Linked DNA regions of Mus musculus: all the other regions are linked to region 3. The links are chromatin loops, found by intact Hi-C in ENCODE. Cell type or tissue: heart. All regions are shown on one strand. Region 1 overlaps Nfib (nuclear factor I/B). Region 2 holds the start of Gm11264 (predicted gene 11264). Region 3 holds the start of Nfib (nuclear factor I/B). Region 4 overlaps Nfib (nuclear factor I/B). Region 5 has its middle 120 kb from the start of Mpdz. Region 6 overlaps Nfib (nuclear factor I/B). Region 7 overlaps Nfib (nuclear factor I/B).

Region 1 (4,000 bases), 150 kb before region 3:
TGACTTCATAAACCCCTATTTCATAAACAATGTAGTTCAACTGTGTAAACAAGATTATAGTGTGAATATATTACAACACTTAGGAGAATAGAACTTTCAAGAATCTCAGAGACATCTATTTACATATGCAGGAGAAAGTAAATGTTTGCTGAATAAATTAACTAAGGAATGAATATGGATAATTAATGTACTAATTACAAATCAGGAATGTTTGTTATGACACACAGCTTAAAAACCTCTAAGAAATGACAGTATAAATTAAGAATAAATGAGTGAAACATGTTAAAATTTACCTTGTTTCTGAAATGTTATGAGAAGGTATTTTTAATTTATATTTTATGTTTGAAATTCCCATTTTTTTTTTCAAAATATCATTCTGGGCTCTTGAAGATTCCAAAGTGGCTTTCTTTTCACATACTTGGGCTAGGGCTATCTGTAATGGGGCACTACGTGAATCCTTTCTGATGGACGGCTCTACTGTTCTTATAAGAAGGGACAAAACCCATTATGGGGTTCGTAAAATGGTCTAAGAGGAGGGAATGTTTTCCTGTGCTCTATAGTTTCACAGTTCAGAATCTCTGCTAAAGAACAACTTTGAATACCTGCTTCCTTAGGGGATTTCTGGAAAATCACATGTGGCCTTGAACAATGAACTAGATCATCAGAAGGCTTGTGTGAAGTACATACATACACTAGCGCTTTTGGGATACACATATGTACCTGTCATCCCCGATGCTGCCTTCAGGTAGATGGACCCATGACACTTATATCTACACTGAATCCTGGCAGAAGAGACAAGGTATATAAGGTCTTGAGTGGCCATATATGTCATTCTCCGATAAACATGGGTTTTTGTTGGTTGGTTGGTTGATTGGTTGGTTGGTTGGCTTTTGTTTTGGTTTGGTTTTTTTTTCTGGAAAGCTCACAAATCTGAGTCACTTGAGAAACTATAGTTCAAAAGACAGTCACCTGGCAGCTTAGAGACAAGAGTTCCCAAACAGGAGGACTCTACAGCTGCTTGGCTAGTCTTAAATTCTTAGCTCACTATGTTTGGTCTTTACAGTTGGTTGTGGCCCTCATTCATAAACTCTGGAGTTGATACAAATTAAAAAAAAACAAACAAACAGATTTTGTTGTTGTTTGTTTGAGTTCTAGTTTGAGAAAGGGAATTGTTATATATCCCCAGCTGGCCAGGAATTAGCGATGTAGCCCAGCTGGCTACAAGCTTATTGCAATCCTCCTGCCTCTTGGAGTACTGAGATTACAGAAGTGTGCACATGAGGACTGGTAATAAAGACAAACAAGGACCCTCTGGACTTGCCACTGGATCATCTAAGTGACATCAGTTCTAGATACTTTCTATCGAAGCATGAAGTCAAAACACAGCCCTCAAGGTGACCTGAACAATCTAAATCAAAGACAGGATCAGGAAGAAAACAGTCACCTCCTTTTCTGTCACCAGGGCATTAATACTGGCACCTTGGATGTGTCTGCTCACACTGGCATAAACCAAGAGCTGGTAATCAACAGGGCTTCCCCTTGGCTTAGGTAGTCAGTCAGGTGAGTTTACCCTAGAGAAACCCAATCAAGCTGACCAAGAATGGCACTCAGGTGAGGTGGCTGCTGTAAACAACTGGACATTGTTTGGACTAACAATGCTTTCTATCTATATCGGAGTACAATCTGCAAAGTTAATTTCTGCATCCCTTTACACACTGCATGTGAGTGTGTATTCCTGTACACTTCCAACCCCCACCAAAGCGCCATAACTGAAAAAGCACTTATCTACAGGAAACGTATGTGGGTTATCATAACAACACAGGGTACATTTAATTAATCACACTTCCTTTGATATAAATGCCCATCTATGGTCACAGAGAACTCAAGTGAAGGGATACCAATATGATGACCAATGAGAACAGCCTAAACATGAGCGTTACAGAACACAAGGCTAAATGGAAATGTTTACAAAATCAGGTAATACCTTCGGTTATTTTATTAGAAAATTTAAGATTTTTTTTTCTGAATCATGAATTTTAAAATTCAGATACTTTTAAGTAGTCAGTTTTCACACCATATTTAAGATTTAAAATGTGCAAGATTTTAATGATTCTGTGTACCTGTGTAGAGAGAAAAGTGTTTACTTACTTCTGGATACTCTCACAAGCTCTGATACATTGAAGACTCCGGATTTTACAAAGCTGTCCTCGAGGTACCCTGAAAACAAGCATCAAAGGAAAAGGGTCAGAACACGCAGAGGGTAAAGGTACCAATTAAGTTCTAGAGTTTGTTCTTTAGACTAGAACAACCGCCGGGAATGCTTATTCTGAAGACACGTAAGAGTGGAACCCAAGTACAAGCTTAATCTGTTTTCAAAAATAGGAAATATAAATAACACAGAAAACCCATGGAATTTCCCATTCCTTTTCTAAATCTGTAATTGGTAGGATCCTGTTTGCCATGGAAGACAGGGAGAAGGAAGGCTGGGACACGCTCTGAATGCATCTCATTCTACAACACCTGGAAAGCCAGTCGACCTATTAAAAATGGGGGAGGGGGGAAGGAGCTAGAAAGAAAAGGAAAACCACAACCACATCACAATTAGCACCGCCTTGGAAAAGCTTCAAAGATCTCTCAAAAGCACTATTCTTTCACAAATCCTTCCCTGATTAAAGAACAGTGAGCTGCTGCTACCAGAATTTCCAGCCTTGTTCCAGGGCCATTCAACCAAGGATCAAAACTTGACAAAGAGTGGAGCAGAGACTGAAGGAAAGGCCATCCGTAGACTGCCCGACCTGGGGATCCATCCCACATGCAGACACCAAACCCAGACACTTGCTGATGCCAAGAAGTGCTTGCTGACAGGAGCCTGATACAGCTGTCTCCTGGGAGGCTCTGCCAGATCCTGACCAACACAGATGCTCACAGCCAACCATCCAACTGAGGACAGGGACCACAATGGAGGAGTTAGGAGAAGGACTGAAGGAGCTGAAGGGGCCTTTTCTGACATCAATGGGAGGGGAGGCACTTGGTCTTGTGAAGGCTTGATGCCCCAGTGTAGAGGAATGCTAGGGCAGTGAGGCAGAAGTGGGTGGGAGGGTGGGGAAGCACCCTCATAGAAGCAGGGTAAGGGGGGATGGGATAGGGGGTTTGCAGAGGGGAAACTGGGAAAGGGGATAACATTTGAAATGTAAACAAATAAAATATCCAATTTAACAAAATAAATAAGGTACCATTCATAAAAATAAGATTATGTAAACAAAAATAACAAAACAAAACAAAAAACCCTTGGGACACAGTGAATCCTTCCTTGCACCAAGCTGAATCTCTGAACCTTAAATTTTCTTTGGCAATTTTCAACACTTTCCTTACTCATGCTACTACTGGATTCCACTCATCGTTTTTTTCCCCCTAAAACTAGATGTTGCAAATGCAGTGAAGCACACAGCGAGCATAGGCTCGGTCCAGGACCCCGGGGAAACCCTAGCTTGCTTGGTAGGTCATTGCATGGTGTCCAGAAGTTTTACAATTCTTTTTCCTATCAAGAGTACATGATGAGAGTTGGAAGATCGTGAATAGCTTAAACTACCACAAAGATAACATAGAAGTCTGAAAAGTTCATAACAGAAGTATTTCTAGAACAGAATACCCCAGCGTCTGAGACTCTGTCACTAGATTGCATTTCACACACAGCTTCATAACTGACCAAGAATCAGATTCAGTACAGGGAGGTGACACATGTGTGGAGAGTCACAGGGAACCATCAAGTGAAAGATCTGGGAGGCAAACCCTGGCCTGAGTTTGCCAGCTAAGAGATGGTGGCCATGTGAGTAGACCTTACTTTGTTTCAGGTTTCTTGTCTATAAATGAGAGAATAAAAAAAAGAAGGAGAGAGGAAGAAAGAGAGAGAGAGAGAAAGAAAGAAAGAAAGAAAGAAAGAAAGAAAGAAAGAAAGAAAGAAAGAAAGAAAGAAAGGAAGGAAGGAAGGAAGGAAGGAAGG
Region 2 (4,000 bases), 440 kb before region 3:
ACTCTCAGGGCTTCTCTCCTGCCCCCCATATCTGATCATGTTTCCTCTTTTCCCCTCCCCTCAATTCTCCCACAATTTAAAAAGTTATTGGTTCCTCTCATGCCATTTGAGTCACTACTGCATCAGTCTATCTTGGAGGTGGATCTCTGTTCCAAGTCACAGGTTTTGTAGCTTTCCCTGTCTGTCTTTATCAAACATTATTTACTAAAGTCATTCTAAGTGCTTTTTAGAGATTAACCATGCAATGCTGTCCATAGACTTTTAATGTAGCCTTACTTGTCATTCCAAATTTATAAATGAGGAAACAGGGACACAGATACACTGAAAAAAATTGCTCAGACCCTGCCTCATTCCATGCTCACTTTATTATATTGTGAACTGTCTATACTACACATGTAAGAGAATGAAGAAGCTCATGAACAAGAAACTACACCCACCTCTAAAGGGACTCCAATACTACAGTCAAGGAGTCTTAAACAGGTACCCCAATAAGCCAAGAGAAGGGTTAAACACTACACTGGGTTCATGGATATGTGCAAATGTCTACATCTCTAACAAGTATGCACGATGTCCCAAAATTCAAAGCTGTATTCTTTTTAAATTAAAGCTATTTCTTTCCCTAGGAGCAATTCAAGTTTTCTCCTTCATTGCAAGATTCTGGTTGGGAATAATGTTGTTTTATTTTTAAAATTTTCCGTACATATTATACTATAAACTCCCTGAAGATGAGCATACCATTTAATGGATACCTTTAGCATTAGGAGCAAAATTAACAAGCATTTGAGTTCTGACTCTTAATAACCCTTGTTTATTTTAGCCTAAATTTAGTGGCTCCCATTCCGAAAACTTCCATTCTAATTAAATTCACATCAACATTTTACATTCATCAGAAGGAATGCAGGAAAGACCCACTGTGTTTGTCTTGCAAGTAACTTTGAGGAGACTTAAGGAGACTTCAACTGAAGTCCAACCGAGTTGAGACTGAAGAATAATGGAAGGAAAGGGAAATTTAGAGAGGAGGAAAGTTGTGTTCTTCTTCAAGAGACCCGGGGTTTTAAAGGAGGTCGACCGCCCAGAAGGGTCTTATTCCTGCTTTTTATTTCTGCTCTTTATCTTGCCTATGTACTCCAGTCAAAACACTAGCTTTCTCTGAGTCTGGCTTTTTTTTTTTTTTTTTTCATTCTGCAACCCGTAGATAATTACAGCAATCCCAACCTCTTCAAGCTGTCTCGGGGCTTAACTGTGACTGCACGAAGGAAAATGATGGAAAACTTCTAAACTTTACTACAAATATCCACCATAGCAAAAGAAGGTGGGTGCACTGCTGCTACAGCTCAGTAATCGGAAGTAGGAGTCAATCTTATCTGTCCAGAACTTAACTCTCCCTGGTAGCCCTCACCTGCCCTCACGCAGCCTGAAAGCTGAGGGACACAGCAGGAAAAGAAAGTGACCCTAAGAAGCGGGGATGAAATGAGATGCCAAAGAAGGGAGGAGAGTGGAAACAGGGAGGGCTGGGGCGGGACTGTTTAATGTTCAAAATCAGTGCCAAGCTAAATTGGAAACATGAGTCTGCCTACCTGGAACTTACCTCATCCGTATATAATTTGTAACCTGAGATCCCCTCGCAGTGAAGTAAAAATAGCAAGGCTCTCTGGCAGGTCTGTTCTCTGCACAGTGGAAGGTCAGAATGGGGAAGGTAGGACTTGGGGAGAGCCAGAAAGCTGGGCCACAGAATGCCCATCATGTGGCTTTGGCAGGGATACCTTCTCCCCTGTCTCCTGCGATGACACAGAAAATACATCCGAGGAAGTGGTTTCAGGATTCCCCTGGGAAAAGCGGGTATGCTGTCCTCCGGGCACAATTTTTGTTCTCTTTGTTTTTGTCCTAGGCACTACTGAAGTACTGAGCGCCGCCAACCCCAAGTGCTTGAATCTGAAAGAGGCAAAGGCAGACCAAGTCACAGAGCAGATAGCTGAGCTTTTCAAGACATGCAGCTGGCACCTATCTCTGTGGACGAAATGATGTGCTAACTGCCCGTCTTGCTCTCTGTGAGTCTTTCCCTCACAGGAGAGCGTGCCAATGCGGATGGTTCACTTGCATCTACTCTAGCCATGCTTTGCTTTTGATGATGCAGGGATGAAGAAAGGCTTGGTGACTCTGTGCCCCACTGCGCGGAGAAGACGGGGAGAGAAGGAAGAAGATGGGGACATAAGGAGAAGACGGGGAACTGGCTGATTTGAGATTAATAACATCAAAAATGTGCTTGGAGGGGGAAGATTTTCATTCTTTGTGATGTCCGTATATGAAATAGTATTAATAGGGTGGATGCAATTCTGAGAATTCCTAAGCCTGCGTTAGTCCTGTTAGATAACTCTTGCTTCTGCTAATCATACTCAGAGCCCTTTGGGAGATCTAATTTCTCTCTCTCTCTCTCTCTCTCTCTCTCTCTCTCTCTCTCTCTCTCTCTCTCTCTCTCTCTCTCTCTCTCTCTCTCCTTTACCAGTACATCTTAGCCTTCATTGTTATAACTCCCTTTGTTCACATAAATGGGTTTGTTGCTCATTCCTTTTACAAACTGCAGTACTCCACTAGCTGCCATTTGGAGAGAAGGTATTCTTGTTCTCTCTATCGTTGATTATAAATTGAGTTTTAATCGTTGATTATAAACTTTGTTATGAAGCCTCAAGAGACAAAGCATGCCAGCTCTCCACCTCTTTGAGAGAAAGCTGCACAGAGTTACACAGCCAAGAGGAGAGGGGAAGAGAGCCTTCCCAACCTGGCCTGTACTCCTTCCTGGCTTCACCTCATTCGCTCCATAATTCCTCAAAGGCTAAAACTATTTTTTTTAAGATTTTATTTATTTTATGTATGTGAGTACACTGTAGCTGTCTTCAGACACACCGGAAGAGGGCATCTGATCCTATTACAGATGGTTGTGTGTCACCATGTGGTTGCTGGGAATTGAACTCAGGACCTCTGGAAGAGCAATCAGTGCTCTTAACCACTGAACCATCTCTCTAGTTTGCTAAAACTTTTTTAAAAATTCACTCCATTACCCTTCCTACAAAGGGGGTTGGAGGCAGGGGCTACTGTCTTGGAGTATTTTAACAATTCAGTGACATGGCCGAGATTTTCAAAAGACCTCCCAATTCATGCTGTCCAACAGAAATGTAATGCAAGCCATGTCTGTAATTTAGACTTGCAAGTAGCCACACTTCCAAAAGGCAGAGAAGAAGCTGGGGAAATTAATTATAATAACACATTTTCTTTAATCTGATGTATCCAAAATATTATCATTTCAAGACCTAGTCACCAAATCTATGTTAATGGAATATTTTACATTTATTTTCTTTCCTACTAAGTCTCTAAAAGCCAATGTGGATTTTACACACTGAGACAGTGCACTTTCATAAGAAATACTCACTTTATATTTAGCTTTGTCAAGACTTGCAGTTGAAAAAAAATAGATTCACATACACAAGTTGTGCCAAAAGTACTTAAATATTTCCTAAAATCTGAATCAAGTATAAGTGTTTTAAATTTAAAATAATTAAGATGAAATAAACATGGAAAGTCAGTTCTTCGGTCACAGAATCCCTTCTCATGGCTCCATTTGCTTAAGTGGTTATTGTGAGCGCTGAGGGTCTTGTATCCTGAAGGAGTGCTTGCTACCAAGAGGGGACTAAGAAGTGAAGCGTTTCTCTGTTGCTGCTTTCTCTTTAATCAATTCTTTTTTTATTAGATATTTTATTTATTTGCATTTCAAATGTTATCCCCTTTCCCAGTTTTTCCTCCACAAATCCCCCATCCCATCCCCCTCCCCCTGCTTCTATGAGAGTGCTCCCCTGTCCACCCACTCCCACCTCACTGCCCTGGGATTCCTCTATACTGGGGCATTGAGCCTTCGTTGGACCAAGGGCCTCTCCTCCCATTGATACCAGATAAGGCCGTCTGTTGCTGCTTTCTAATACGCTGAAGTTTGCTTAGCCCTGCAGCTTTA
Region 3 (4,000 bases):
AAATCTCACTTTTCTGATACTACTTTATGCCTTGCGAGCGATGTTCAAATATCATCAAATGAACAAGTCTCACTTTTAAAACAAACGTGTCCTAAAAGTCCTAAAAATTCACCACAAACACTTCAACTTCTTGTCAGCGTAAAAGATCGCCTCTGAAGTGAGGTCTTTAAAAACCCGAAATGTGGGTCACTGTAGAACAGGACTTTAGGCACCCCAAAACGCAAAGTAATAAGTCCTCTGGACCACCACCTAGACTGGCGGCGTCACCCGCCCACTGTGGGCAGCAGAGTCCAAAGGCGCTCAAGCCTAGTTCTCAGCCCCTTGCCCAAGAGTCCATCTACAGACGCTCCCAAGCCGGAGTCCGCCCCACGCGCACCGGCCAGGGAGTGAGGGTGCCGCCGCGGCCACCACCGCCGCCGCTGCCTTCGCCGCAATCTCCTTAGGGGCGGACAGGGGCTCACGGCCGCAGGTCTCGGCCCTGCCCACCCCCAGCAGCCTCGCCCGCCCGGTGCCGGCTCTCCCCGCTCGGGCGCTGGGATGGGCGCACACGGCAGCCGTGGTCCCACGCCGCCCGCACAGCCCACCGCAACTCCGCACTACTTCTCGGGGAAGACCAGGGTGTGCCAAGGTTAGGCAAAGCCTTTGAGGGTCTGCAGCACAAGAGCAAGAAGACACAACAAAGGCGTCTGGGGCCAGAGAAAGCTCGAGAAAGCGACCAAGATAAGTACCTGAGTGAGACAGATGGGAGAATACATCATGACTTCGCCTTAAAACGCACTTTCCCGGAGATGCCCAAGAAAATCTTCCAGAAGCAAGGATTTCATCTATTCATTTTACAGTCATCTGAGCCCAGCGATGCGATCAATCAGGACGGGGCACTGCGCCGGTTCACCGCAACTTCGCAACAAACCCAGTCCTCCTTAAATAGCCAAAGATTCAAGTTCACTCGGCGAGCTAGATTTCCCGGGGTGAAATCCAATCTACACTTTTAACCCTCTTGCGGTTCGCGCGCGCCGGCCGAGCTCTCCGAGGCTGCCGCCGCTGGTGCAGGCTGCTGGTCGCCTGGTTTAGGGGATTTGTTTTCTGTTTTGCAGTTGTTGTTGTTGTTGTTTGTTGTTGGGGGTTGGGGTGCGCGAGGGTTCGGTGTGGGTTGGATTGGGGTGATGGTGGGTGGTGAAATGTTTTTTTTAAAAAAAGGCGGGGAGGGGGGCGCAGGAGGCCAGGCGGTGGGGAAAGCGAGGAGAATGTGTCACCGCGCTGGTAAAGTTCAAGGTTACCGCCGCCAACACTGCAGCAGGATCCGGGAGTGGCGATCGCAGGCGAAACTTTGCTGCGAGCCGACCACGTGTGTGCGCGAGGGGGAGCGCAAGCGAGTGCGCGCGGGTGGCGGGGCGCGCGCAGGAGAGGGCCGGGTGGGGGTGGGGGTGGGGGGGAGCAGGGAGAGGCCGGGGTGAGGGAGGGGGCGCAGGCGCGGAGCTCCCGGGCGGAAAAGCCTTTGCTGCGCTCCTGCCCCGCCGCACCGCCGCCCGCCCGCTTCGCCCCGGGTCTGACCCGCCGCGCGTGGACTCCGCTGCCGGTGCCGCTGGCCACAGCCCACGGAAAGGATCGGAAGGACCTCCTGAAAAAAATCCCAAACGATCGATCCCGCTTGGCTGCAAACTCCTCTTTTCTGTCCTGGGCTCTATTCCCCCTCCCTCTCTCGCTTTCTTTCCTTGAAAAACTTGCAAGTTGAAAGATTCACCGGTTCCACCCTCTGGACCCCGCTCGAGCTCTCTCCAAATCAGACTTAAGGATTGTTTTATTATTTAATTACACAATCACCGCTTTACTCCTCCTCCTCCTGCAAACGCGCGTTCCTTTTGCACCAGCCTCTCCACACCCCCCGCCCCCCACCTTCCTCCTCCTCCCGCGCGCCTCCCCCAGCCCTCGCGTCTCTCCCCCTCATTTGTTAAAGGTATCAGACCGGTGCCACAGTATTGGGACTTTTCTTTTCTTTTCTTTTCTTTTTTCTTTTTTCAAAAATAGCTCTTCTCTCTGCCACTCTTCGTTTACCCCCGAAAACCCGCCCAGGGAGAGGTTATTTCACTGCTCGCTGCAGACGCTCAAGACGCGAGAACATCCTAAGGGGAGAAGCCCTGAACCGGCCTGGGCCCAAGAAAGAAACGAATGGAAAATTCCCTCACACCCAGGCCGCCCCGAGCCGGGGCTAGGGCGCCGACTCTAGCACCCCAGGCGGCTGGAGGGAGAGGGAGGGTGGAGGCGGGGGCCAGAGTGAACTTGGCCTCCTGGAGTTGCAGCGGACGGGCGCGGAGCCCGGGGCGCGGCGGGCAGCCCAGCCCGGAGCTCGCACTGGCGATCGGAGAGGGGCGCCGGGGTCCCCAGGGTCCCCCGAGCCTCGCCGCAGCGGCCCGCCCTCCCCCGGCGCCCGGTGCACGTGGCCGCGCTCGGAGCGGGAAGGCCGCGCCACCGCTCGCCCCTCCTCTCCTCCTCCTCCTGCCGCGCTGGCCGCGTCCCAATCCCCACCCCCAGAGCCCGGGGCGCCGGCGGAAAGCGGCTCCCTTCCCGCGGGGGTGCGGGCAGGGCGGGGCCGCGGCGCGCCCGAGGCTGCGGGGCGGGAGCGCGCGGGGTGCGTGTGCGGCTGCGGGTCTCCCCGGCGGCTCCCGCCGGCTCCCCGCCCCGCCCCCCGCCGAGTGAATGAACTTGATTCCCGGGACCCTGGAGGCGACCGGCCAGCACCCCCTTTCGCGCGGGCACTCTCTCCCACACACACCGCCCCCCAAATTCCGGGTTTCCGCTAGGGGTGGGTGGGGAAATGGAGGAATCAAAGGCTGCCCCAGACAATGGAGAAAGAAAAGTGAGCGCCCGGGGCTCCATGTCGCCCTAGCTTGGGGCCGCCGAGCGTTTCCAGGCCCCCCGCGGCCTCCCGCTCCCACCCCGCGTCCTGGACTTTCCCCCCCTCAACTTTCTCCAGTCCTCGCACTCCTGACCACCGTGCCCTCCCCCAGCGGACCTGAAAGAACCAGTGACTTTTTCCTTCCCCAAGTGGAAGTTACCCACATCAAGCATTTCACAACGACACATCAAGAAAAGTAGGCAGGTTCAAGTCAACCATGAAATGGTCACTTTTTAACCCCGTCCTGTCCTCATTAGGGAAATGCTCAAACACAGTCCGTTTTCAAAAAGCGCTCTTAATGAGGCGAGCTTGCCAAGTCTACCAGCTGCAGCCCCTGTAAACCAAGAGCCTGGTGAAGAAAGGCGCAGGGGGTGGGGAGGCGGGGAGGGCGGCGGGTCTAGGAGGACAGGTAAAGTCGGGGGAAACTGTGAGAACCGGGGCGAGTTAACCCTTTAGGGCACGCGCCACGGGGAGCGGCCTCCGTGCCCCCGCTAGGCAAATCCTCTAGTTAGCGTTCTGACAACGTTAATTTCTTTTGTACTGGTCATTTCTTCTTCTTGAAAAGCTGGGACAAAGTTGACAGTCTTTATAGATGAAAGGAGGTGACAGTCGGGGTTAATCCAAATAAATACTCACTTCTCTCATAAATTTTAGGCAACCTCATCTTAACTTTTAAAAGAAAGACGGGACGGGAAGAGGGGGGGAATAAAAACGAACAATCCCAAAGCATCACTTTGTAGTGAGCTGCATCCCTTTTCTCACCCTCCCCAGAATCTGCGGGAGGGGGCGGGGACGCTCCACTGATAATACCAGCTTTAACTACTGGAGTTTCCCTTTGAACAAATATTCAATTTAACTGGAGTTAATTTACCATAAAAGACATTCCCCTTGGCGCGAATGCACTCATGTCCTTGAACACACCTCTTTGAATGCCTGGACTCTTACAGAAGCCATTATTTCGGGGTCTCTTTAAAAATCCAGCGCCCATCTCTCTGCTTCCCTCCCTTCCTCCCTCCCTCCCTCCTCACTACACCACCCCCAGCGAAATCCTGGCACCCAGAGAGCACTCTTTTTCAGCCAGAGCCCAGAAACAGCCGTTGTCCCCTG
Region 4 (4,000 bases), 110 kb before region 3:
CTCCAGCATCATCTGCAATTCTAAGAGGATGCTGGGCCTTGCTCCTTTCCTGTCTGGCTTGAGACCCTGCAGTGACATGAGACCTCACCTGCATTCTTCCTTGTCCTGGCCCTAGAAACGTTGTGACCTCAGGGACATCAAGGACACTTTCTGCCTCACTTCTCTACTTCAAAGGAGCTATAGAAAAACTTTCGAAATGTATATTTATCCCATTCTAGTGGGGTATTAGAACAATGACTTGATAGGACCTCTCCGAGGCAAAGTTGTCATAAAAATAAATGCATTGTTGTTATTACTCTAATTGAGTTATTTATGAATGATCATCTTGATGGAGCCCAGCCCTCAGATATAGAGTGGAAAATTCTACTGAGTCCTCTAGGGGACAATTGCCTCGTGGCAATTAAACCCATAACCACATTTCCTTATTACTGTTACAAAAGACAATAGTTCAAGGAGAGGCAAAATAGGGAATTTAAGAAAATTAGGCTGTCTTCAATGAAAGATGCTGAGCTTGCAAATGCGGGACTCAAGGCTATAGGTGAACTCTGAAGAACATGTGTTCTAAGTTAGCAGTGTTTGTTAGTTACATCAGAAAGGCAGGTGTCCCTGAGGCTGCAACTTTTTAGCAGAGTTTAGATGTCAAGAAAAGAAATTGTAAAACTGCAAGGGTGACCTGGGCCCAACTCTGCAAAGGCTACTGCAATGCAAGACAAAGAGGTGGCTTATGCTAAGTTACTCTCACTGCAAGTCCAAAACACATACTAGAACCTTAGGCTTGCGCTTAGGAGAAAGATCACGTGTCCAATTTTACATGAAATGCCAGGAAGAAAAAAAAAAATCTCAGGACCATGCTGAACTTTCTCTGAGTCTTTGGGCAGGACACAGCCCTCCCCTCTGTCAGTCAGCAAACACCATAAGAATCAGTAGGTAGCTCTCTTTGCCTTATAAAGTATTAGAGGCGCTGGCAGAGCTCAGTGGTAGAGCACTCTCCTAGCATGCAGTAAGCCCCAAATTCAATCTCTAGTACAGAAAGGAAGAAAGAAAGAAAGAAAGAAAGAAAGAGAGAGAGAGAGAGAGAGAGAGAGAGAGAGAGAGAGAGAGAGAAAGAGAGAGAGAGAGGAAGGAAGGAAGAAAGGAAGAAAGGAAGGAAGGAAGGAAGAAACAATGAAAGAGACATAAAATTTCCCATCTAAAATGGACATCAGAATATAGACAATGGTTGTGGTGGTTCCCATGTGTCATAGAAAACACTTCATAAAAACATAGACCTTAAAGCAGAAAATTACTTAAAGGTAATATCTCATTATTAATGTTCTAGACCTTCAATCTTCTAAAAAGTGTTATCTACTAGTGGCCGTGTCCTTTGATGAAAGATGAGCATGAAGTAATTCGAAGAGATGAACTAGAGAGGACAGGTCTATATGTGACCATATGCTGCCCAGGAACAAGAAATCTTGCTTGTCCCATTCTGTAACCATGGCCTGTTCAGTGCATGCATTTGGTGAGTGGTGAGTGTCATTCAAAACACTTATTCACACTGATCTTGAACCTCAGTCCCAGCGACTGTGTTTCCTACAGCCATGCCAGGGCCAAGGAAGTGGTACTTCCATCCTGCAAGCTCCTGCTAATTCACTCGCTGTCCCCAGGCCATGGACAGGCTGCTAACTCTTATTCACAGACACCAAACAGGAAAGCAAAGACAGGTTTGCAACTATCAAGTTCTTTGAAGAAAAAAAAAAAAGTAAGCCTTTAGCCAAAACCTATCTCCACATTCTTCTCTTCCTGCCATGCAATGCATCAGGCTTTGGCCAAAGATCACAAGTGAACTGAGAATCCTAAAAAGCAGCAGCACTCAGATCCACACTGAACCCTCCTGAACTCGATCGCACTTCACAGAGCTGTGAACAGAACTGTACTAGAAGCACCATCCGGACTGGCTCAGGGATGCTTCAGGTTCAGATCCAAGAGATCCGAGGTGACCCTAAGTTCCACTCAGTGCTACAGTTTTCTCCAACTTGAGCACAGAAGGATTAAAAAGAAAACACAAATATTGGCAAAGGTGATTTGAGGTTACTTGACCTTTCTGAAGGAAGGAAGGTTTTTGGCAACCATAACCTGGCAGCTGTCTGGAAGGCAAGGCCAGGACACAAAGAGGAAGACAGGAAGCAGGGAGCTGGCCATGTGTCCTTGGCAGGCAGCAGTGCAGCAGGGTGAACCACCTCATCCCTGCCAAACCAGAAACAGCGGGGAAAGCCCAGCTAATTGGCAAGTCGCAGACGGCTACAGTGTCCATCCTCTGCTGTAAATGACTGATGAAGCTAAAAGGAATGCCAGACCCTAATCTACTTAACTAGGATCCTCCTGGACTCTCTCAGAAACGTAATTTGCTCCTGTGAGTCGTATTTCCCAGGGAAGTGGTAAGGCATAAGGCACATCTTAAGATGACAAGGGCTAAAGAGAGTTTAAAGAAAAAAATGTTGTGGAGTCTGGTTATGCCCACAAACATTTGCTTCTGAAGGCTGTGTGTGTGTGTGTGTGTGTGTGTGTGTGTGTGTGTGATCTTTAACTAGCAAGCCTTCCACTGGTTTATTTTTTTAACTCAAAGAAAATTACGTAGTCAAAGTTGCATACTGAACAAAGACGGGAGTCCATTTGCAGGACCCAGACATCTACAAACAAAGACAAACCCCTGTAAGACACTCCAGGAAGCTGCAGGGCCACACCCACTTACTGCCGGCTACTGTTTGTACTTAGGCATTAGCTGGCTCAACTGTGGGATGATGTAGCTTCATCCCAAGGCTTCTGAGCCTTTGCCTGCTAAGGTTGGGACTCACACGGAGAGGAAGGGCAGAGGAGGCTGTGCCAGTAAACTGAGCCTCACTGGCTGCTACTAACAGGGTGAATCAGGGACCTGAGGGCAGGGTTTACTCCCCGGGGTGCACTCAGTGGTTGGGCACATTTTGTTTCATTTTTTTATGAAACTGTTCATGTCTTCTCCAAAATTCACACCTAAATTTCAGAGTAGCTTCTGCTTCTTTAAACACAACAGCAAATAATAAAATTAAATTGAAAAGATATTGCAAACACCTCTCTCTCTCTCTCTCTCTCTCTCTCTCTCTCTCTCTCTCTCAAACTGGAAAAAGAAACATCCCACAGAACTTTCATCCTTGAAGAATTTTCTCCCTCAAAAAAAAAAAGTTAATATAAAAAAATAAATGAGGACCTAGTATGCTTGACGCTGTTCTGAAGTAACACTGAGAAGCAAAATAAAAAGGGAATATTCAAACACTACCTGAGCTCCACCTCATAAGGAAGGATCAAAATTAATCTTCCACCCGGCATCAGAGCCCAGGGATGCCTGACCACCACCACCGCTTGTCCCATCAGCCACAGGGTGTCCTAACTGACTTCAGACTCCATATATCTGGAACCATCAAAGGTCCATCCTTTTGTCTTTGGGGACCAGTTCCATTGTCTATGTAAGAGAAGTTTTGTGGTGCCTCTCTCTAAAGTGGATGGCTCTTTCTCTACTGTGGGACCCTTTGGTACTATCACTGCCTAAGAAAATCCTTCCATGAGGCCCACCTCCTGGTTCCTTCCTGCCTGTAACCCCAGGGCAAACTCAACCAGCTCCACTTTGCTAAATTCTACTACTCATTGTCTGCGATTCCCAATCCTCTATAGCTAACCCTGCTCTCATTTGAATGACAAAGTCCTTATTGTCCTTATTCCAGCAGGACCTTTTGCCCACTCTCTCCCATTTCAGCGAACCAGATGAACCAGAAAGACTTGCTGGAAACCCCTCACCTCAAAGCCCTACTTCCAGGTGTTGGCCCAGCTCTTACCTTCTAAGGCTCCTCCCCCTTGTTTTGCTAATTGCAGGTCTCCATGCTCTGTACCCATATGGCTTTCATTACTGAAATGTCCTTACTCTGACGTCAGACAAACTCCAATTTCATCTTTAAAGTGCTTGATTCCCTTCATCTGGTATATTCTTCCT
Region 5 (4,000 bases), 940 kb before region 3:
CCCTTTGTAGGGTAGCGCCACAAAGCTAAAAGAGTTTAACTGATTCAAAGCCATGAGCAGGCAGAGATGTCTCCCAGACAAGGCTAGAAGGAAATTTACCCACTTCTGAATCTGAGATTTGAGCTGCTGCCCTCCCTGCACATTTTGTCCAGAGGCAGTTGCCTTTAGAAACCCACGGAAGGACAGTGTCACGCCACACACAGGTTCAGTAGTACATTGGTTCATTCACCTGAGACGTTTTTCTTGTTCATTATGTATGCAGAAATAGTAAGGGTTGTTTCTTATGTACCAGACATCCTATTAGAGTATATTGTAAACTTTATCTCATGAGAATCTCAGTAAACCCCATAGATTAAGTAGAATGCTGTTACCATCCTCTTTCCATGAAAGAAGTAATCCGAGATTAACAAGTTTGAGTGTCCTACCTTAGGTCACACAGTTTAGAAACAGCAGAGAAGACCCTTGAATGGGGTGGGGGAAGAACCTGCCGTAGGAAAAAAGATTCTCTGAAGCTTTGACACAGTTAGGAATGCTTTAGGAAACCACTGTGGTTTCCTAAATTACAACAGAAAGTTTAATACGAAGGGTGGCGATTTAACAGAAATGTTTCTTTCTGGATGATAAAGGTAGCATCTCTCTCTCTCTCTCTCTCTCTCTCTCTCTCTCTCTCTCTCTCTCTCTCTCTGTCTGTGTGTGTATGTATGTATGTATGTATGTATGTATGTATGTATATGCACACACGTGTGCGCGTGCCAGAGTGAGAGAATACAGTTATAAAGGCGAGGAGTTGATGGGAGGAGGTGAGAGTTGAAGAACGCTTCTAATTTAGCAGCCTACAATTTACTAGAAATTTATGGCAACCCTCCCACCACAGACTGGTGGAGGTGAGGGAGGGTCGTCGGGGAAAGCCTGTGCAGTGGAGCCAGAGCATCCACGCAGCAAGCTCAGGCCACTCTGCTCCTTCCTCTGTCAGTAGGAAACGCTTGCTTTGCCTTCTGGTGCCTTCACACCAACATTCCTGACTCTCTCACACCCGCCTCTCGTGTAAAGCTTGTCAGGTCTCACTTGGTGAAGTGAGTGAGACTGGAGAACATCAGAATGTGCTGTTCAGGAGTTCTGCTTCAGAGCAGGGAGCCAGGCTGCATAAAAATGTGGCCAACGCTGCAGTGCGTGGGGGGATTTAAGGCAGCGGCAGCACTCACGGAGTGAGACCAATGAGATTCATTGCAGGTGTAGACCGTGGCAGTCTCCACGAAGTCTGGAGCAAGGGCTTTGGCAGGAACATATTTTTTATTTTATTTTTCAGTTCTTTGATTGCCTTAATTAAAATACCCATTGCAGCAAATGTTAGCACTTAGTAAAAGAACCCAGTGTATCTTTGCCTCAAAGTTGTGTGAGAATTAGAAATGATCTATGGTTCCTAAAAGAAATAACCATAAAGAAAGAGCTTGGATTTTTTTTTTTTTTTTTAACACAGCAAGAAGCATGGAAGTATAATGTAAGAATCTGAAACTTCCATTAAGACTTCTCAGTTTTCGGAATCCAAGTTTCATATTTGTGCCTGGTGGTAGTAAATGCGAATGTTAACCCAACCCTAATTGTTTTTTAGCTTTTGCCCTGACTGTAATAAAGGCTCCCAGGCTAGGAAATGGTTCACAATTTGTTAGTGGAACAGGAAATTTTTATTGGTAGTGGAGCATCCACATGACTGCTGATTTCTATTTATAAAATTCTTCGCATTTTTCCTTCAGGTTTACCAAGGGATTTGGTATTTTCTAAGACATTTAATTTGGTGTCTGGGTGCTTCGCTAAGTAAATAAACAGAAATTTTCTTTCTGTTGCTAGACAAAAAAAAAAAAAAAGTTTTCTTTTAGAAGTCAGTAGAGGGCGCTGTTGGCATTTGATTTGGCTTTCTAATACCGTAGATGTTCCCTTCTTAATTAATTCAATGTTTGAAATCAAACCTCCGTTTAAATGTAATGATATTAATATGTGAGAATAGATGTGTAAACGTGGAGATTTTCCATTCCCATTAAACCCACAGAACCAAAGGTCTCTAGTTCTCCTCTGAGCCCCTTTGAGAGTACTTATGTATAGAAATGTTGGCTGCTATACATTAAAGCTGCACACAGTTGAGTTCATGCATCCAGGCAATGATTCAACATTTTGGAGACTGATTGCAAGTCGGGGAAGAAGGCAGCTTCCTGTGGTTTTCAAGAAAAAGGGGGAGAAAAGAAGGCAAAAGAGACATTAGCCTTAGAGCCCTACTTTTTAAGTTTTTCAAAAGAAACATTCTATTTGCTAGGTTTAAGGTAAAATTTATTATAGTTAATCCAGGAGTAAATATGTTTTGCAGTTAAGATTCTAGGTACATTTGACACTATTTTTATCCTTAATTTTTAAAAAGTTATTCTATTCCTTCTATTCCAGTTTGAGTTCCTTGGCCACAGGCTATAAAGATTACCACAGTCCCAGTATTTGAAGGATATTTCTACTTTTGGTTCATAGACTTTCATTAAAATAGACTACAAAATAACAATCTCTAAGAACCCCACTCAAGTTTTGTATTTATTTGGCTGATACCTCTATGATGTGTGTGCACTAGCTGTAAGTAGGAAACCGTGGATCTGTGGGGAACCAATGAAGAGAGGATGGAGACTTTATTTTCAAAGGGCCTCCAAGAATAAATACACAGCCAAGCAGCCCAGGTGAGCAAAATGAATGCTGGCTTCTGATCCATCTAGAGTTTTCTCTGTAAAGTGAAGATGAACGTAAAGTGCGCAGCGTTTAAATCAGTGACATTAAAGACTTACCACTTTACCAATCCTAAAATAGAAAATGACTCTCGGGGACAGTGAAGGAGGCAGCCTTCTGTTTGTGGTATTGTAGCAACGGCTTCTGAGGCACCCCTCACACACATACCGCTGTTGCCCAGGGTGGAAGGCTCCTTCCCTGGGTTGCACAAAACAGGGCATGCAGTTGATCGTGTTTCTGAGTATACAAAGAAGTGCTACTTTCTGGGGACAGTAAAACACATTGCATTTTGCAAACAAAACATCAAGCCAAAGGCATGTCACTGTTCACAAAACACATGGAACTTGTTGGAAGGCAAAGGGAAAGAGATCGTTGGCGTTTTAGTGGAAAGGTAGAAAAGAACTATGATATCATCAGGCAGCATCGGGTTCTCTCCGATCGTTTACACTCTTTAGTGTGTCAGGGTTGGTCTGTGCTTGTGTTGATTTCCGGCCTTCCAATCGAGATTAGTTTTACTTTTCATTCTCATAGGAAAAGCGTGACTCTGTCGTTCAGGTAGAATCGAAAAACAAATAGAAATGCTTTGTGGTTCTTAAATGATCTAGATAGCTGGGCAAAAAGGCCCAGTACTATTGCAAGTATAATTTTAGGTGAAAATTTTGTTCCATGTGAAGCATTAATTTTAATAGAGACTTATATATAAATGCTCATTTGAATAATAATGTAAAATTAAATTTAAATTGTAAATACCGTCCAGTACTAGCTGTTTTCTGGCTCGAATTCTTCAGCACATATGGTGCTAGCATAAGCTTGTGCCTGTCTGCCTACTCTGGGTAATTTTGCATGCAAATAGTTTTAGTGCCTATGTTGAGGTGCTAAAACGTGTTTAGTACACTTGAAAATATTTGCATTGCAAAAGGAGAGTGAATCTCCTGAGGAAAATCGAATTGATATTTTGTATTAAGAGACCACTCTGGGTACCGTGTGGTCTTCTTCTATGAAGAATTCTGTTTACAGTACAGCTAGCATTTTTAATTGACCTTTAGAAGAAAAGGTCTGGCAATAGCTTTGCCAACTTTATAAACCGTTGGGCCATCTTCTGGCAACGTTCTTCACACGAATCAGTGGGGCAGAGAGAGAAGGACGTTATCTAGCGGCTTTTGCTGGACTGTCACTTCTCAAGCCTCAGTTTGGTGGACTGGTAAGAGAACTCTGAAAATTATAAACCCAGTTTCAGCTGGAATGA
Region 6 (4,000 bases), 190 kb before region 3:
TCTGAAGGGAAACTTTGTGCCTGCCACAATTCGGATGTGATTGTGTCAAAAAAAAAAAAAAAAAAAAAAAAAGATAGGAAGGAAACCATCTGGTTTCTTTCAAATATCTGCACAAGGAGGCTGGGATGTAGCTGTCAAGAGAGTACTTGCTCAGGATACACAAAGCCCTAGGTTTGGCCCCTCGTCCTCAGCACCATATAAAACCAAGGATGGTGGTGCCTGCTTTTACTTCTAGCACTTGAGAGGAGGAAGCAGGAGAACCAGAAGTTCTAGGTCATCTGTTATCACACAGTGAGTCCAGAGCCAGGTGAGGATTTTAATTGATTAAAATGAGAAATGTGCCTAAGCAGAAACTCCTAAGTGGAAATACCTAGGTACTATACTCTCAGTATGCTAAGTTGCGCATAGCCACAGAGAATCAACATGGCCTTAAATTCAAGTCTGTATACTCAGGTGAAAGCCCTTTATTATTATTTGTAGGGACTTTGGTTATTAAACACATAGCAACTTGGGGGAACAAAAAAAGTAAGAAAAATGATCAGGGCAACAGGTTGGGGGAGGGGAGCAATGGAAGAGTACAAAAAGGACCGCCATTTGAGTGTCCGTGTCCACTCATGGACTGGATGGGCAACATTTTCCTCTGTTACTATTAACTACTTGCTATGGAGCAACTGGAAGGAACTGTGGATGGATGCTGTGGACCTTTAATGAACAAGAAAAATGACTGCAAGGAAACTGTGAAGAAGAAAAATCAAGACCACCCTGGTACCTGCAAGTCACAGTGTCAATATCTGAAGCCAAGGTTCTTGATACTTCACAGAATAAAGTTAAATGGGTATAAATAGTCCACGAAAATCACTGACTGTAAGTCATATGTTCAAGAGTTGGAAAATAAAGGATTCTTTCTTTCAATGGAAACTACTCAGGCCTGTAAGATTTAAGGTATCTAGCAATGCTAGAGGGATGTGTTCCTTTTCCTTCTGAAGGCTTGTTCAAAGTCAGAGGGCAACAGCCAAAGTCCTGACTTTAAACCTGGGTTCTTACCACACCCTACCTGGCCTGCTGCTGTCCCACCCCACCATGCCTGTCATGTCCCACCCTATCATGTCTGTAATGTCCCCTCCCCACCATGTCTGTCACTGTCCCACCCCACCATGCCTGTCATGTCTCCACCCCACCATGCCTGTCACTGTCCCACCCCAACATGCCTGTCATGTCCCCACCCCACCATGTTTGTCACTGCCCCACCCCACCATGTCTGTCACTGTCCCACCCCACCATGTCTGTCACTGTCCCACCCCAACATGCCTGTTATGTCCCCACCCCACCATGCTGTCACTCTCTCTTGCCTATCCTGAGCTTCATGTGCAGCTCAAATTGTTTGTAAATATCATCTTTAGAATTTTCCCACTAAGAGCCTTTTTTTCCAGTGTTTTTGCTGATTGAAATTTAAGGCTGCATTAAACATAATTTTATTTTGTCATTAATTAAAATGGTATATATAGAGTCTTGTCTTTGGTGACTAGGAAAAGTCAGTAAAGGAATGAATAATAAAAGACAGCCAGTTGAAGGAAGATTTTTTTTTTTCAATTTCTAAACTAGCCCTAAAGCTAAACATTTGCATAGCCATTAGACTGACTAAAACTTCCTTTAACTCTGTTCCCTTTTCATCAGGCATATGTGAAAAGTGACCTCTTACCATTTACATACCTACCCAGAAGTCATGTGATAGGCTTTTGCGTCATGCTGTCAATTATGATAACAGCCACAATAAGAATGGCCTGAGTGTTGATAGCCTGCTTCCGGGCTCTACAGAGAAGCCTGTTGATAGTCCACTTGTGTCCTTTTCCAATTGCTTGCTTCTAATGACTGACTTTTCAATGCTGGTTTTTTAATGTTCCAAGCTTTGGCTTTGTCATTTGCCAGGACAAATATTATAAGAGGATTTCACTTCATGTTTTAGTTAAAAAAAAAAAAGAAAGAAAGAAAGAAAGAAATCCTACAGAGGCAATTTCTTTAAAAGCTATTTTGTGTAACAGAAATCTTTAGTGTAATGAAAAGTACTTCCAAATTCTGCCCAGAAAAGTGTTGAAACCATTTCAGCTTCAGCGTAACTAGTCGATAACTGAACTTGCAATAACAGCGTTACATGGTCACACAGGAGATGTAATGTTGAAGCTCAAGCACCAATAAAACCCACAGTGACTAGGCACTCGGCCAGTACCTCTAGTCACAGATAGCACAGGCAGCCAGGACATCCTATTGAGACTGAGACCAAGCCCTATGTTTTTACAGTTAGGAGCTTCCTTGACTTAATTGTCTTATTTAAGGAAGGCAAAGGCAGCTCCCTATTTCGTCTGCCTATGATCTCCAGTGAGGTATTCAATGGCTGGTTAGACTGGTGTGGCCTCGTATAACTGTGTGGTGGGGTCTCTTATGGCTCACAGGAAGTGTTTTAGCTACAAGCTTTTAATTTCAATCTACAACAAATCTTGTCAAACTGTCATGGTGTCATTGGTGTGTATTACTAAGGTTTCTGCTGTGAAAGCAGCCTTCTACTGAACTGTAATTGATGATGAATAAGCTAGATTATTTTAAATTAATAAAGTTCCTATTATAGTAAGCAAATTATGAAGCTTAGCATATAAGGACCTGGTATTAATTTAACTGAATTTTCTCATAATATCCATTTATATTAACATTGTTAACCTGAATTATAAAATAATGTCTATACCTTCTAAGCCAACTCTAACATTCTGCTAGAGGGTTCCCATTTCCTCACGAAGATAAAATTTGGGATACAGAGTTCAGTCACTGTTGACAGGAAGGAGTGTGCACAGAGTGCTTGCGAGGCAGGAAGCAGGACTTCTACACAGGGAAGTCAGAGAAGGTGTGTTCAACATTCTGAAAGTGTTCCGAACCAAGACAAAGTGTTTGGCAGCAGAGAGCAGAGCCCAGTTTGCTAAAGCAGGACCTCAGAGTTCTTCAAGCCACCACACCATCTTCCAACACAAAAGTTATAGCAGAAAGAAGCTCTAGGTGAAACAGTTCTGGTTTGGAGATTTCTCCTACATCACTGGCAAATACAGTAAGCCAGTTAATGATCCCAAAGACAGGCCAGCGCCAGGCCTCAATGCCCAAGGCAGTGACATCCCATCAAGGCACGTCCTGATCAGTTATATGAGCTGAGGCTTACTCTCCACAGGGAGGGTTATTGTTAGTGCTAAGCTAGCAACTTCTTTACACAAACCTTCCTGAAACACTTTACGTAATTAAGTGACTTTATTTTTTTATATTCAAGTGAGATATTGTATTTAGATGATAGGTGAAATTCCAACATCAGAAGGGGAAAAAAATCACAAAAACTAATATTTCAAGGCAGTTAGGAACTGGCATTAACCAGAAGTAATCATTATTAAAAGGAGGTTGCAGATATGCAATGACTAATAACTGTGTAACAAGCACCTAAGCATAAAAGCACGGGTTTCATTTGCCAACATGGATGTACTTTAGCATTTTATGTTTCCATTGAAATGTCAGTGTGAGCGTGTAAGAGAAACAGCTACGGTGAAAGCCCTTCTGTAACGTCATTTTGTGGGAAGGTTGTCTGAAGACAGTCAAAACTATTCAATAATCTTACATTTATTAACTTTAATTTATGAAAGCTATATTAAAGTTCTTTTCTAAGGGAAAATAGCATGGAACAATGCACATCAATACTTTTCATAAGCTGAAAGGATACATCTTTATTAAGCAATCCGCGGGAACTGAAGAATGTACCTGGTGACAATATTTATTTTTAAAGGGCCATGTATATAAAAGGTTATGGGGAATGTTTAAAAGAGCTCCCTCGGCCTAAAGCCACTGCCTTTCTAATTTTGAATTTCTCCTAGCTAATATAAAATGATTGATCACTTTTATTTCATATACCCCTTCATTTTCCTTTGCATTCATCACTGAGAGCTTTAAACCAAATGCATTTAGGAGCTGCCCTTAGAAG
Region 7 (4,000 bases), 70 kb before region 3:
AGCCCCTTCCTGGAGAACATCCAGATTTTCCCCTCTCCCTCTCTCTCCCTCTCTCCTCCCCCCTCCCCCCTTCCATCTCCCCTCTCCCCTTCTCCCTAGTCCCCTCTCCCCCCTCCCACCTCCTTATCTCCTATATACCCTCACACTGGAAAACGCACTTCGGCCTATGCTATCCTCTTGGCAGAGACTTGCTAGGCAGCCCAACAGTAGGGCCACTGACCCATACACCACACTGTAGGCTACGGACCACATAGACAGAAGAAATTCTTTCCAGACTGAATAAGTTCAAAGGTTTAAAATAAAATCACAGTTCTGAAAGTTCTAGAAAGAAACTATCATGTCTGAGAAAAGACACTGGTTATTATGACAACATACAGCTTCCATTTCTCATTTGTCTCGTCTTCTGACTTTACTGTGCCTGCCCCAACCCCCAAGTTCTATTCTGCATGTTGCACATGCTCAACTGTCTTTTACTCCTCCCTTGCAAAACCATTCCAAGCATTATCACTGAAAACGTGCCCAGGGACAGAGCACACAAGAAAAACCATGGGCCCAGAGAGATGCACCATCCACTGTACACACTATCTTTCGTTACCCCTGTACTGTTTCTCAGAACATTAAGTTGGTATTTTGCCTTTTCACTACACAGAATTACTCCTCATAACTAGACCTCCAGAATGCTTCTGAGTGTGCAAATCGTTGTTTCCACATATAAGATGGGAAACTAAGTCATCCTGAAGTGCAGCAATGCCTGGAATGGCCCAAGAGAAGAAGCTAGCACCATCTGTTGATGGCCCACAGTGGGTCTTCATTTATTCAGATCTCCTGTTTTCCTCCAAGTTCTAGGCACAGACAGATATGAATTCTACTATATTTGAGGCCTTGGAATAAAGAGCACAAAATGACTCAAGCTCTAACCCCTCATGAGGCTAACACTCTAGCAAGCCTCAGGAACAGTAATAAAGACCGAAATTCGTATCGCATGAGAGGTAGTTCCAGGGCAACCAGTTTGGGAGGTGGGAGAGGAATGACAAAGAGATATGAGACTCTGTAGGCACAGGTAACTTGGACAGACTTGGGACAAAATAAGGAAGCAAGAGGAATCTGCAACTCTCCAGGGAAAGAGAGATTCCAGAACACAAACACCAGAGACCCATGAATGCTAGATGGTGGTGACATGGTCAGTTTCAGTGTAACATAAGAAAGCAGGCAACATTGTAACAGAGCTTAGGCAAACTGTTGCAGAAGAGGTAAGATGGGGCCAAGCTGTAAGGTACCTAGAAGTCATGGTTATATGTTGAAGCTGCAACCACGTAGGAATTTGCTAGCAAGCGATAGGTATGTGCATTCACTACACTGTATAATAAGCATTCAAAATCCTCTGCCTTAGAAGCAATGAAAGTCTCTCTCTACTTCCCCTGCCTCATAGAAGCTCTAAGTGCACAAGCAGGGGCCCCGGAACTAGATCTGTATACTCTCTGGAACACTTTCACACTGCACTGCTCTGTGCAGGGCAATACAAAGGGGTTGTTAGAGAGCATCTAGTACTGAAGGGCCACCGAAAGCATTTCCTTCTGCAAAGCCCTGCAGCCTAGGCCCACATCCGCCTGGGCCAATCCATTTGCTCTCAAACAAAGGTAGGAAATGGCTGCATCCTCGTATTTCATTGTGGGCTCATGAGTCAGGGCTTTGGAATTGGTGTCTTTGGGAGTGAGTGTCTATTCACCACGTCTCTTGCCACAAGGGGAAGAAAGCACAGATAAACAATAACACAGTTTCACCCAACTGAAATAGCAACCCATGGACTTCTCAAAAATAAACCAAGTTCAGTTCCTGGTTTCTTTTCTTTCCCTCTCTCTATTGGTTCTTAATCCTCAGTCCCCATTCCCCTTGTTTCCCAAACAACCTGAGGTCAGTTAGTGGTGAAAGTCCATCAAGGGATAAGTATTGTGAAGCTGTTGAGTTATATAGCACAGCTTTTAATAAGAAAGGATGTTACTGCTGATTGTTCAAGTATGCTAACGAACGCATCCCATTAACAGGCATCGTAAGAAATCTCCTTAAAATGCAAAATAAATCTCAATCATTTAACAAGTTATTGTCAGAGTGCTACAGAGAAGAACATTAATTTATCTTTAAAAACTTTTATTTACACAGAGAGCAAGACAAGAAAACCATGTCTCTCTCTCTCTCTCTCTCTCTCTCTCTCTCTCTCTCTCTCTCTCTCTCTCCCTCTGTGTGTGTGTGTGTGTGTGTGTGTGTGTGTGTGTGTATGTGTGTGTGTGTGTACAAGCAACTGTACACACATCAAGAGTGCTGCCATTCTAAATCTACAGGTGCAGGTCAATAGACCTATAAGCAATTGTTATCAGGAAAAGGTATGACTCATAGGTGGTCAGTGTACCCTCCCCCCATTTCTGGTGAAAGTTAAAAAGACAATTGCTTTTTTATGTAATCTAACATCACACGCCCGTGGTTAACTAAGATAGAAATGGAAGGAAGAGACAAAGAAGACAGTTCTAATGAGAATGGGAAGGAGCCTGTGTCCTAACCTCAGACATGTAAATGCTAGGTGTGGTCTCTACAGCTGCAATTCCAGCTCTGGGGAGGATCAGGCAGGAGCATCCTCAGTTTCAAGTCAGCCTGAGATATATAGTAAGAAACCAGCCCCCTAAACTCCAAAAAAAGGTGCATAAGCCTAGCCATCCAAACATCTGTTAAATTACTTCTATGATGGCATCCATGTGGTCAGTGCAGCATGACCACAACACATCAGCGTGATTATGAAAAAAGAAGTTTAGCAACAGGATATTTCTACCCGAGAAAGTATAAACTCTCTTCCAAATATTGGAGAGATCTGGTGTTTTCTACCCGGGCAGAATGGATTGTGAAAACAATGAAAAATATTCTCTAGAGAAGCAGAATGGAGAAGTTTATGTGCTACGAGAGTATTCACTCCACTCTCCCAGCCTAGAAATAAACTGCGAGACGGTCGGTGGCAGGAACGAAGAAGAATATGATCTTGAAAGGGGATAGGGGAAAACGGCGATTACAAAACAGGAATGCAGTTCTCACTCCTATTCGCGTTTGTCTTTCCATCACAAACTAGACTTACAAGTTTATGACTCTCCATATTGACACCTTTTCAAATAATATGCTGGACAAGTTATAAAGTCTCATCACACGTATAAATTCTGAATATCAATGATCATGTGTAGCCTTGGAAATATTTTAAATTTCCTTCAACAAAGCTGGGGCTAATACTTGGCGATTTTCTAAGAGACTGGACTGCCCCACTGAGGACAATAACCCACTGCAGACTTTGCTGGGCATGTGTGAGCCACTCTTCTACCTAGTTCTCTATTCAGACATGTAGAATGCTTCCATTTTGAAGCATATGGCTGGGGAGTCAAAAGAATTTAAATTGCCTTCAAAATGTGCATCGCATTATAAATGGTGCGAAAAAAGATCTCACTATTCAGCTCTCAACTTGGAGCATAAAGCATAGAAGCAACACAAGACTGCTTCAAACTTTGTCCAAAAACTCAACAGCTTCACTTGTTTATAGAGAGACAAAAGTATGCAACACAGTTTATAAAACAAGAACGATACACTGTATGCAAAAGTAAAGTTAAAAGCAAAGTATAGTAACAGCCCTATCTCATCACAAACACTTGGCAGCCTGTCTAAAGTACTATGGTCAAAAACATGATACCGTCTGTGTTGTACTTCTGCCAGAAAGCACTCCCGAAGTCGCAGTCTCTTTAGCCATCATCGCCACCTCATTTGGCAACCTCTCCCAAGCCTCAGTTCATCTACTCAAAATCACCCCTTAGAAACACAGAAGGCAGACAGAGCGTTCTCCTCGATCCACAGTCGGCAAGTCGAGTGGCTTTGGCCAGGGCATAGTAAGATACAGTTCTGAAGTGAGAAAGCCAGGACCAACTCTTCTTTATCCTCAAAGTCTCTCTGTGCATCAAGTTGAGCAGGGACACCTTCC

What was found. A loop is a pair of places that touch in the nucleus more often than their neighbours do. Peaks named below come from ENCODE experiments on the same cell type or tissue, not always from the same donor. Only the 100,000 strongest peaks of a DNase experiment are listed, where the experiment ranks them.
Region 1: a loop joins it to region 3, with 2.1 times the contacts of the local background. A loop is called at or near these places in 4 of 42 quality-filtered maps.
Region 2: it touches region 3 in a loop (3-fold over the local background); 6 of 42 quality-filtered maps call a loop at or near these places.
Region 4: a loop joins it to region 3, with 4 times the contacts of the local background. A loop is called at or near these places in 10 of 42 quality-filtered maps.
Region 5: a loop joins it to region 3, with 3 times the contacts of the local background. A loop is called at or near these places in 8 of 42 quality-filtered maps.
Region 6: it touches region 3 in a loop (4-fold over the local background); 8 of 42 quality-filtered maps call a loop at or near these places.
Region 7: a loop joins it to region 3, with 5 times the contacts of the local background. A loop is called at or near these places in 9 of 42 quality-filtered maps.

Annotation. Positions count from the first base shown.
Region 1 is chr4:82,357,584-82,361,583 of GRCm38, forward strand. It overlaps Nfib (nuclear factor I/B), which reads right to left. Exons shown (of 12, transcript NM_001113209.2): 4 at 2,149-2,217. Among named protein-coding and RNA genes, the nearest start is that of Nfib, 150 kb to the right of the region's middle. In heart, no CTCF peak of the experiment used is centred here; DNase peaks (open chromatin) are centred at 1,688 and 2,848.
Region 2 is chr4:82,064,202-82,068,201 of GRCm38, forward strand. Gm11264 (predicted gene 11264) reads right to left here and starts at 1,689. Exons shown (of 6, transcript NR_151604.1): 1 at 1,589-1,689. Gm5860 (predicted gene 5860) reads left to right here and starts at 1,179. Exons shown (of 3, transcript NR_040659.1): 1 at 1,179-1,839. In heart, no CTCF peak of the experiment used is centred here; a DNase peak (open chromatin) is centred at 1,760; H3K4me3 peaks cover 989 bases; H3K27ac peaks cover 2,954 bases.
Region 3 is chr4:82,504,003-82,508,002 of GRCm38, forward strand. Nfib (nuclear factor I/B) reads right to left here and starts at 1,777. Exons shown (of 12, transcript NM_001113209.2): 1 at 729-1,777. The coding sequence starts at 758. Gm11266 (predicted gene 11266) reads left to right here and starts at 3,987. Exons shown (of 2, transcript NR_137202.1): 1 at 3,987-4,000. In heart, a CTCF peak has its summit at 2,254; DNase peaks (open chromatin) are centred at 1,579, 1,749, 2,399, 3,949 and 1 weaker place; H3K4me3 peaks cover 4,000 bases; H3K27ac peaks cover 4,000 bases.
Region 4 is chr4:82,397,973-82,401,972 of GRCm38, forward strand. The region is part of intron 2 of Nfib (nuclear factor I/B); the gene reads right to left. Among named protein-coding and RNA genes, the nearest start is that of Nfib, 110 kb to the right of the region's middle. In heart, no CTCF peak of the experiment used is centred here; DNase peaks (open chromatin) are centred at 2,199 and 2,749; H3K27ac peaks cover 1,348 bases.
Region 5 is chr4:81,562,650-81,566,649 of GRCm38, forward strand. No RefSeq gene overlaps it. Among named protein-coding and RNA genes, the nearest start is that of Mpdz, 120 kb to the left of the region's middle. In heart, a CTCF peak has its summit at 1,890 (motif pointing right); no DNase peak of the experiment used is centred here; H3K4me3 peaks cover 293 bases; H3K27ac peaks cover 2,944 bases.
Region 6 is chr4:82,314,150-82,318,149 of GRCm38, forward strand. The region is part of intron 10 of Nfib (nuclear factor I/B); the gene reads right to left. Among named protein-coding and RNA genes, the nearest start is that of Nfib, 190 kb to the right of the region's middle. In heart, no CTCF peak of the experiment used is centred here; a DNase peak (open chromatin) is centred at 2,242; H3K27ac peaks cover 1,220 bases.
Region 7 is chr4:82,434,317-82,438,316 of GRCm38, forward strand. All of the region lies in intron 2 of Nfib (nuclear factor I/B), which reads right to left. Among named protein-coding and RNA genes, the nearest start is that of Nfib, 69 kb to the right of the region's middle. In heart, a CTCF peak has its summit at 1,737; DNase peaks (open chromatin) are centred at 1,635 and 3,935; H3K27ac peaks cover 2,109 bases.